2 separate regions of the Homo sapiens genome follow, and region 2 is linked to region 1. The links are chromatin loops, found by intact Hi-C in ENCODE. Cell type or tissue: heart left ventricle. All regions are shown on one strand. Each heading gives the region's core, and the rest is flanking DNA. Links, peaks and the distances in the headings are about the cores only.

What was found. Peaks named below come from ENCODE experiments on the same cell type or tissue, not always from the same donor. Only the 100,000 strongest peaks of a DNase experiment are listed, where the experiment ranks them.
Region 2: it touches region 1 in a loop (2.0-fold over the local background); 8 of 110 quality-filtered maps call a loop at or near these places.

Annotation. Positions count from the first base shown.
Region 1 is chr16:81,614,509-81,619,877 of GRCh38, reverse strand. The region is part of intron 2 of CMIP (c-Maf inducing protein); the gene reads right to left. Among named protein-coding and RNA genes, the nearest start is that of MIR6504, 5.8 kb to the right of the region's middle. RefSeq lists enhancers at 775-1,375, 2,808-2,877, 2,302-3,144, 3,098-3,247, 3,145-3,988. In heart left ventricle, for the core only: no CTCF peak of the experiment used is centred there; DNase peaks (open chromatin) are centred at 2,927 and 3,847.
Region 2 is chr16:81,363,889-81,369,257 of GRCh38, reverse strand. GAN (gigaxonin) reads right to left here. Exons shown (of 11, transcript NM_022041.4): 7 at 5,315-5,369; 8 at 4,148-4,284; 9 at 3,780-3,908. Among named protein-coding and RNA genes, the nearest start is that of MIR4720, 18 kb to the left of the region's middle. In heart left ventricle, for the core only: a CTCF peak has its summit at 2,720 (motif pointing left); no DNase peak of the experiment used is centred there; H3K27ac peaks cover 1,061 bases.

The DNA.
Region 1 (5,369 bases), core at 305-5,304:
GACACAGCTCTGAGTCCTGTGTGTGGACTGGCTCATTCAGTCCTTACAAGACAGCCCTGTGAAGTCGGTACTGTCATCTCATGGTACAAATGAGGAAACTGAGACTTTGGAAGTTAAAAACTTTCCTGAGTGTTCACAGACATGTGGTGCGGGGCCAGGAATTGAACCCAGGTAATCTGACCCCTGCTGTAAACCACAACACCGGACCATTCTGAGTTCCCCATTGGCTACCCCTCCACCCCAGGCTGGGCCGAAGTGCAGCGTGCGTTCCCCACCAGAACCCACAACCCTCTCTCCAAAGTGACCCTGCCTCTGACGGTTCAGGGGGTCTGACGAAGGCTAGAGTCTCTCTCCAAGCACGAACATCCACCTTCTGCCTCGAGGCACACAAACGCGCACACACACACTCAAGCATGTAACCGCTTTGTTTCACCCTTGTTCGAGGAGATCCGGATCACGCTACAGGTGACCACCTCCCGCTCCCCAAGTCATCTACGAAACATCAGCTGCTCTCCGAGGTCAGGGTCTGGAGCAATCTCTGGCCTTGCATAAATGATCCATTCCAGTAGCAAGTGTGGTGAGGACTCAGGCTCTGGTGAGTGAGCTCAGGGACTCAGAGTTTTGAACCCTGGACTGCACGAATCCACACCAGCCACCCTGATGCTGGTGGAGCTTGAGTCTACCCAAGTGCAAAGCAGGCAGGAGGCAAGCCCTCCGTGTGACACAGGAACTCCGACAAGGGCTGAGCCTCTTACAGGTGCAGGTTCAAGTCTCGGCTCTGTCGTGTCTAGTGGTGTGACTGCAGCAAGTTGCTTGACGACCCAAGCCTGTGCCCCCTGCCCAGAGTTGCGGAGGCCAAGGAGGAGAAACAGCCCCCTGGAGAGACTGTTGCTGAGCTCCCTCCCATCAGCACTGCCCAAGCTCTACTGGTCTTGTGACAATTCCTATTCATTAGGATGACAAAATACACCCTGCTCGGGGAGAGCTGTGCGAAGATCCCAAACAATGAGCTAATCCATGAAAAGTGCTTCCTCAGCACGGTGCCTGGCACGTGCAAACACTCCACAAACAGGGGCCAGCAGCGTCAGCAGCCACGGCCAGGTCTGTGCTGATAAATGCTTAACATCAGGCTCTCTGGAACAACAAGCCCTGATCCCGGCGTGTGCGGATTTCTGTGTTGTGAACAATCCCATTTTGGCTGATTCCACACCTTCAAGGGGATGCCCCTGGGCCAGAGCTGGGGAGAGACGGGCACGATCAGCTCTGGTGGGCAGGTGCAAGCTGGGATGAGCTGGCTCCAGGGCATGCCTGGTCCACATCCATTCCTGTGCTTCCTCACACACCAAGGGGGCCAGAGAGAGAAGGAGGTGGTAAGGAAAATAAAGCCCCCTAAACATGTTCCATCCTAAATCCCTTGTGATTAAGTTATCCTGCGTGGCAACGGGACTCTGGATGTGACCAAGTTCAAGGTCTTGAGATGGGGATGATCTAGGTAGCCCAATGAAATCACAAGGGTACTCACAAGAGGGAGGCAGGAGGGCAGAGTCAGACTAAAGCAGAGGTCAGAGTGATGTGGCCATGAGCCAAGGAATGCGGACAGCCTTTAGAAGCTGGAAACGAATTCTCCCCGAGAGCCTCCAGAAGGAACATAGTCCTGACACCTTCGTTTTAGCCCCATGGGACCTGTGTTGGACTTCGGACCTCCAGAACCATAAGAGACTAAATCTGTGTTCTTTTAACCACAAAGTTAGGGGCAAGCAGTCACAGCAGCAATAGGAAATAAAAGCAGGAGGTACAACCAGGTTGGTATAACGCGGATGTGAGTTGTTCCACTGGCTCTGAGGGTCCACAGTGGACCCAGGCAGTGCCTGTAAGCTGCCACCGGCTGGACGGAACGGCCAAGCAAAGACAAAAAGAAGGTGGAGGAGGACAACCACATCCCTCCCTCTTCTGTGTCCACTGGCCCCGCCAAAGTGCCCTGTATATATGTGTGACCCTAAGAGGGAAGGGGCCACGCATGCTCTACCTACCACTGTATCCTGTGGCCTGGAGCACCAGGAGACCAACAGGTGTTTTCTGAATGAATGAACAAAGGAATGAATGGACTAGGAGTTCCTTGAGGGCAGGGTCTTATTTCTGATTCCACAGCTAGGTGAGCAGTGCCTGGCTGGGCCAGAGCTGGTTACACTGGAACGAATGAACACAGAAACAAAGGAAGAAAGAGGAAAGTGACCCAGGTGTCACAGGTGGTAGAGAATGACCAGAGGAGACTCCCTTCCCCAGCCTCTGTAGCGAAACCCAACACAGACCGTCCTCCACGATGGCTAGCCCAGCCCTTCCCATCTGGGGTCTCCCTGGCTCATGAGTCTTAGGGGGCCTTCCAGCCCTCCTCAACAGTGTGTGAGCCAGTCCTCTGGCTTGGCCAGGCAGAGGTTCTTGCCCAGGACTCTGGATCTTGGGCAAGTGCTATGGAGATGGGGCAGGGAGAATTCACCTGGGAGGAGCTGGGTCCTGCCCTGCACCTTCCTGCACTGGTGGTGATGGGACTACCACCTGCATGCCCCGACCCCAGCTCCAGGCCATTCTCCAGGCTGCCACCGTTCTTCTAGTACATTCCTTTCCTGCTTGGGATGGCCAGATCCCATTTCGGCTGCCGGCACATGAGAGCCCTGAGGGACCTGCAGGGCCTACTGGCTCTTGGCCCCTTCTTCCTTTTCAAAGTGGACATTCTGATGTGTTTGCCCCGTAGGCATTTTTACAGAAGGAACCAGCATTTCCACAACTGTGGCTTCTCCTGGTCACACCGTTGGTGCTCCTGGCGTCTCCTCTGCCCCGAGCTCACATCCAGATGGTTCTGGCCCTGCCAGACTGGGTCCGGCCCACTGCTGAGTTGTTGGCAGGGATGGCTGACAGATCTCTCCTCCTGGGCCCCAGCTGCCTGGCCTGGCCACGCCCCCTGTGACTTCCTGCTGAGCTGCAGGAGCCTCCAGTCTTAGCTGGGTCCTCGTAGCCTGCCTCTCACAGCAGCACTTGATGTCTAAAGGCCTGGGACGGATTTCTTCAGAGCCACTGACCACAGACACTGCTACACATCAGTCTCTTCTCAGCCCCATCCTTCCAGGCAGAGCCATCTGGGTTTCCAAGCCTTTCCTCCCATAGGAGGGTGTGACCCCCTTCCCCAGCCACACTTGGCTTTCTGGCCACTTCTGTTCCACTCTGGGATCCTCTCAACTCTTGGAGGTCGGTGTGGCAGTCCAGGAAGAAGGCAGGTTTCGGTTCAAGAAGGCAGGTTTAGTTTGCAGATCCCAGCTAAACAGGTATGACACAGGCTGGCGAACTAAGTGCGATGACGCATGTCACTACCAACCACAGACCACGGGTGCTTACTCGGTACCAGGCACCACGAGAAATGCTCACACACACCTCCTCTCCTCCTCAACGCACCCATCTTACAGATGAGGAAGCTGAGGCTCGGAGCAGGCAGTGGGGTGCCTCTGCACACTCCGGCGCCTGCCCCTGCCCTCCCCACACCTCGGCCAGGACCCCATCCCTCCTCCGCTCTCCTGAAGCTTCTGGCGGCCACTTCTTCAAGCCCTCGGCCCACACCCTGAGGCTGGCTGGGTATTTATGTCCCACCCACAGGATTGGGAGAGGAGGCAGGATCCACGTAGGATTAACTGCGACTGCTCCAGTGAGCCTGGTGTTAAAAAAAAAAAAAAAAAAATACAGCTGAATGAATTAATGACATGTAAGGCAAGGCACAGAGATGCCGGGCTGAGGACAGTCTCGATGCGGAACTCTCCTGCGCCTCCTTCCAGGGAGGCAGAGACAGCCAAGATCTCCCACCCACCGCGCCCGGCTCCTTCTGCCCCAGTGCGACGAGAAGGAAAGCTGGCCGTGGTCCCCTCCCCACCCCCGTTTAGGCTGGCTGCACTTTGGAAGAAGGCAGAGGCTTCAGCCATGTTTGTCCACGGTAACAATGAGCATCTTTCCATCAGAAGCCAAAGGGAGTTTAAAGATCACCTGATTCAGGGGGGTTTATGGACCCCTTTGAGAACCTAAAACAAGCTATGGACTCACACCCATGTAATGTCAACATTTATGCACACACACAAAGACACATACACCACACACACACCATACACACACACACCAGTTACACATGCACACACACGACACACAAGGACACATACACCACACACACAGACACATACACACCACACACATACACACACCATACAGTTACACATACACACACACCACACAAAGACACATACACCACACACACAGACACACACACTATACACACACGCACCATACAGTTACACATGCACACATACCACACACAAAAACACATACACCTGCACACAGACACACACACCACACACACACACCACACACACAAATACACATACACCACACACACACCATACAGTTACAAATGTACACACACCACGCACACACACACACACCATACACCACACACACACCATACACACACCATACAGTTACACATGCACACATACCACACACACAAAGACACATACACCACACACACCATACACACACACCAGTTACACATGCACACACACCACACAGCCACATACCACGTAGACACATACACCACACACACAGACACACATACACCATACACACATACACACCATAGTTACACATGCACACACACCACACATACACGTACCACATACACCACACACACATGCACACACATCACACAGACATACATACACACACACCACAGACACATACCATACACACCTCATACACACAAAGACATACCACACAGACACACACCTCACACAGACACACAGATACACATGCACGTACACCATATACACACAGAGACATCACATATAGACACATACACCACACACACACGTCACATATCACACAACACACCACACACATGCACACACCACACACAGAGATACACACTATGCACACCACATATAGACACAGGACACACACACATGCACATACCACACACACATGCACACACAGAGATACATGTGCATACACACCGTATACACATATACATACCACATATAAACACACATATCAGGCACACACATGCACACATACCACACACACCACAGACATAGACACATACACACTCACAGAGACACACATGTGTACGCACACACATGCAGACATACCATACACACACACACACACATAAACCATACAGACATACATACACACACACCACAGTCCCACACGCAGGACTGTGCAGGTAGTTTTGGAATCTACCATGGACCACGGCTTAAGGACCCAGGTCTAACCCAACCTTTCCTCCACTGCCACATTTCCACTGGGGAAACCAATGCATATACCACACACACACCCAG
Region 2 (5,369 bases), core at 165-5,164, 250 kb after region 1:
TCATGGTGGCTCCCAATCCATGTGTCAGAGAACCAGCATGGTGATTTTGCCAGTTGTCAAGTATGTCTATTCTAGTTATATATTCAGGAATCAAAAGAGGAAACTGACAGATCTCAACTTCAAAGAACAGTTAATTTAACTTATATACTGTAAAAAATTAAAGTAGAGGGGCATCTAGGCTAAGCGAATGCACGGAGGCAGTAAAACACAAGAGGATTTAAAAAGTGAGCTGGAGTATACGATATGTGAAAGAAAGATACTAAAAAAGGGTGAAACTTTTTCTTAACCTCAAATCATGGAGAACCCTGAGTAGGTGGCTAAGAACTATTACCTTTGTTTAGTAAGCAGTGGGAAACAGTCAAGAATTCTGAGAAGGGCAATCAAAAACTCTGAGCAAAAAGGTATGTGCCACTATGCCTGGCTGATTTTTGTCAGGTTCATCTTTCAAAACCACAAATAAGTAACTGCACTGGCAAGGCTGGCCAGAGGCTAATGACACTACACAGATGCAGGAATAACTGTGAGGGTAGCAGCGGGGCAGGGAAGGTGGGAAATGTGAAAAATGCTACCAAGATTTAAAAAAGGACCAGACCTGGCAACTGATGAGTTGCAAAGTACAAGACAGAATTCAAGATGATTCCCTTTTCTGAGACAGGGTCTTGCTCTGGCACTCAGGATGGAGTGTAGTGGCACGATCATGGTCTACTGCAGCTTCCACCACTTCCCAGGCTCAAGTGATCCTTCTGCCTCAGCCTTCCAAGTAGCTGGGACCACAGGCGTGGACTACCATGTTCAGCTCATTTTTGAATTTTTTCAAAATTCATAGAGACAAGGTCTCACTATGTTACTCAGGGTTGTCTTGAACTCCTGGGCTCAAGGGATCCTACCACCTGGGTCTCCCAGAGTTCTGGGATTATAGGTGTCAGCCACTGTGCCAGCCAAGATGACCCTTTTTTGAACATGGATGACTGGGAGGATAGTAGTGTTACTAACAGAATATGGACACAAGGAACAGAAATAGAGAAACCGTCATTCTGGGTATATGAAGCTGTTGCTCTGGCTTGGTAATACTTTATGGCAATTTCTTTGCTTTCCTTTCAAGCAGTTTTGCTTTTATTCAGAAAAACAGAAAAGAATAAGATATGGCTTTTTTCCCAGAAAGTTTTAACCTAAAAATAGGGAACAAAGACAGGAAAGACAAGAGATTACTTAAAAACAATCGACATGGTCTCCAATCAAATATGGACTGCTCATCCGGCAACTACAGTTTCCACACTATGCCAATATAACACATTTGCGTCTGATCTTTTAAGAAATAAACTACTCCTACATGTTATTTTGTTCTATCGATAGTTATAGGAAAGCCTATATTTTTAAGTCAATCTAGCGTGGTAGTTGAAAAGGTGGACTCTGGGGCCAGAACGCCTGAGTTCAGATCCCACCTCAGCTTCTTGCTCCTTGTGTGTCTGTGGGCACACCGCTCACCCTTTCCTCATATGGAAAATAGGAATAGTAACAGTACCTACATGCGCTTCAGAGTGCTGTTTTGAAGATTAAATACATGGCATTTGGTGTTATATGTGTGTTTAATGTTATCTAAACATGTTAGAATCTTATATTGGTAAGATAAATTAACAGCTTTCTTCATTCTATTTACAAACATCAGAGAGCTTAGAAATAAGGAACTGAATATACATTAATTTTATTTGGAAGTGCTCTTATTTATTTAGAGACAGGGTCTCGCTTTGTTGCCCAGGCTGGAGTGCAGTGACACAATCTCGGCTCACTGCACACTCCACCTCCTGGGTTCAACCAATTCTCATGCCTCAGCCTTCTGAGCAGCCAGGACTACAGACACGTGCCACTATGCCTGGCTAATTTTTTTTTTTGTACTTTTAGTAGAGACAGGGTTTCACCATGTTGGCCGGGCTGGTTTTGAACTCCTGGCCTCAAGTGATCTGCCCGCGTCGGCCTCCCAAAGTGTTGGGATTATAGCCTGGAGCCAGTGCACCTGGCGAGAAGTGCTTTTAAACAGCAAAGAAGGAACCACAGTCTTACGTTTAATTATTATGAACTTAAAGCAAGTGATAGTTATATTAAAAGCTTATCCAGTACAAATATGTAACAACCTGATAGGCCAGGTGCGGTGGCTCATGCCTGTAATCCCAGCACTTTGAGAGGCTGAGGCGGGCGGATCATTAAGTCAGGAGTTCGAGACCAACCTGGAAAACATAGTGAAACCCTGCCTCTACTAAAAATACAAAAATTAGCCAGGCATGGTGGCATGCGCCTGTAGTCCCAGCTACTTGGGAGGCCGAGGTGGAAGAATCGCTTGAACCCGGGAGGCAGATGGTGCAGTAAGCCGAGATCACGCCACTGCACTCTAGCCCGGGCGACAGAGCGAGACTGTCTCCAAAAAAGAAAGAAAGAAAAAAAAAGACTTCATCCCTTGGGCAATCAGCCCTCCCAGTCATGTATCAAGGAAGGAAAAATGTAGAGAAGTCTGAAAATCTGCCCCTACCACAGCAAGTATTCTCTAAACTGCTCTCTAATAAATTTTCCTAAGATAGTCTATTCCTGTAATTGAAAAAAAAGGCTATGCAAATACCCTAAATTTAAAATACATGTTAGGCAGCATTTACATGCATTTGCAGCATCTTTGTAACTGCTCACTGCGTGCCCTCATCTAAAACAGCATGAAATTAAACATTATGTTATGGCACCCTCTTCTGGTAGCACGACTGAACTACTCTAATAAAATTACGTTTAGCACAGCAATTTCCCCTTAGGATTTAAACATATTACTGCAATAAGAATACTGCTCAGTGGTTACAACAATAAAATGTGTGAGGAAAGAGAGAAGACATCGAGAAGGATGTTATCTACCCTACAAGACATACGTGGCACTTGTCAGAGGTTTTAAGAATCTCAGAAATCAAGCCTCAGCCACTTAATCAACATTTTACTAAGCATCTGATACAGACAGGTAGGATGCTGGAAGCCAGGATACAGAGCTGACGAAGGTGGACCTTGCCCTGAAGTTGCTTGCAGTTAACAGCTACAACCCCAGAGACTTGTCTGGAGGGCATGGAATCATAGATGAAGGGATAAAAAATCAGACTAGGAGGCATGAGAAGGCTTTCTCTAGGTTTTGATAACTAAGCAGTTTTGAAAAAGGCCAAGCTAACTGGATGGACAGCGGGAAGGGAGCTTTTAGGCAAGTAGCAGCAATACGAACAGAGCTGAGACAACCACACATGTTTGCAGGGGAAAGTGGCTCGGTATAAAGTATCTGGGTCAGTAGCAGAAAAAGCAAAGGCCATATCACAAAAGGCTATATATGCTAAGTTAAGGAGTTTATTTATTTTTCTTTGGAGAACAGGGTCTTGTTATGTGGCCCAGGCAAATCTCTAACTCCTGGGCTCAAGCAATCTTCAGTTTCTACCTCCCTAAATGTTGAGACTACAGGTGTGAGCCACCATGCCCAACAAGTTAAGGAGTTTTAAACTTTTTCCTAAAAGCTATAGGGAGCCAATAAATGATTTTAAGCAACTAAGCGTCAAGATCTCATCTACATATTAGAGATATTTTCTATTTGCAGACATTTTAAGTTACTAGCACTTGTGAAGTCACTGAATAAATATCTAGTATGCATGAGACGTTATCTCCTAAATCCATAATTTAATAAAGTGACTGAAAACAAAACTAAACAAAGCTAAAATACGACTGAAAGCACAAAGAAAAAGTTGCAGTAGCTATGTGAAACCATTCTTAGTTACCTTTTAAACTCATCATGGTAGAACTCGGACTTGCAAGTTACCATCTCGCTACCCTGGGCGTCCTCACGACTTCGGACTCCCCCAAACACATACAGCTCCATAGCAACTCCACAGGCCACCGCTCCAAACCTGAAAGGCCACACACAGCGTTATCAGGCACAAGCTGTACAATGCGAGATCTCACTCCCGCGTTCCTCTTATGCTGGTTTAACTCTGCAGCATTACTACGTGGGCCTTCCTTTCTCAGGAAATGCCAAGTCAAAGAAAAGGTTACTCTGAAAGAAAAGAACAAAAGCCAGGCAGGGTAAGGGGCTCCAGACCCAGTGAACAGCAAGGGAATCTACAAAGTCCACCCCACAGCCACGTACCTCCTCTCTTTTAGTGGACATATGGCAGTCCACTGCTGGGTCCTGGGATCATAACACTCTACAGACTCAAAAAGCTTTCCGTAGGAGCCTCCACCCATGGCGTAGATTTTCTTTTTCATAGCTGCATAGCAGCCGATCTGAAAGCAGAGAACAATGGTGGGGGAGAGGCAACATTTCTCATTCAGGTCAGGTGAACAGATATTAAACTGTCTGGGCCATACTTAAAGAGATTTAGGAAGGGGTTTGATTTCTAACCGTAAAACGATGGTGCTTTTCAGTATTACAACACCGGACTTTAAAATGAGAAGAGCAAAGTAAGACACATATTCTTAATCTTCAGAAAAGGAGCTCTTACTCCAACTGATACTATTTCACTAACTGAAAGAAGTTCAAAAGCCTCATTTTTATTTATTTATTTATTAGAGACAGGGTCTCGTTCAGTTGCCTTGGCTGGAGTGCAGTGGTGCCATCATAGTTCACTGCAGCTTCAAACTCCTGGGCTCAACAGATCCTTCCGCCTCAGCCTCCTGGGTAGCTGGGACTACAGGTGCACAGCACTGTGCCCGGCTAACTTTATTTAAAACTTTTTTGTAGAGATGGGGGATCGCTTCAGCCTAAGAGTTCAAGACCAGCCGGGGCAACATAGTGAAACCCTATCTCTACTTAAAAAAACAAAAATTAGCTGGGTGTGGTGGTGCACACCTGTAGTCCCAGCTATTCAGTAGGCTGAGGTGGGAGGATTGCTTGAGGCAGAAAGAGGTTGCAGTGAGCCAAGATGGCGCCACCGCACTCTAATCTGGGCAACAGAGTAAGACCCTCTCTCAACAACAAAAGGAAAGAGAGAGAGAGAGTAAGAGAGGGAAAGACAGAAAGAAAATAGGTTGGGAAGATGTGGCTGCTGCACCATTTGCACACTCAAATGTGGAGCTTGACACACAGCGGTGCTGCACAGGGCCCACAAGCAGGATAAACTCTCACACACGCTCACTTTCCTATCTTGGTGTGTGGCTGATGACAGTGAAGGCAAACTACCGATAAAGAGAGTTCTATAAAGTTAATTCTTTTAACACCATCAGTTATATTAAAGGTTTATTCAGGATATGAAGACACATTAAGTTTAAAATCCAATGTGTACACAGACTAGTTATCACAAAATGCAGTCCTCACCTTTCTGACCATGGTCAAATCAGGTTGCTTTGTCCAGGTTTTAGAATAAATATCG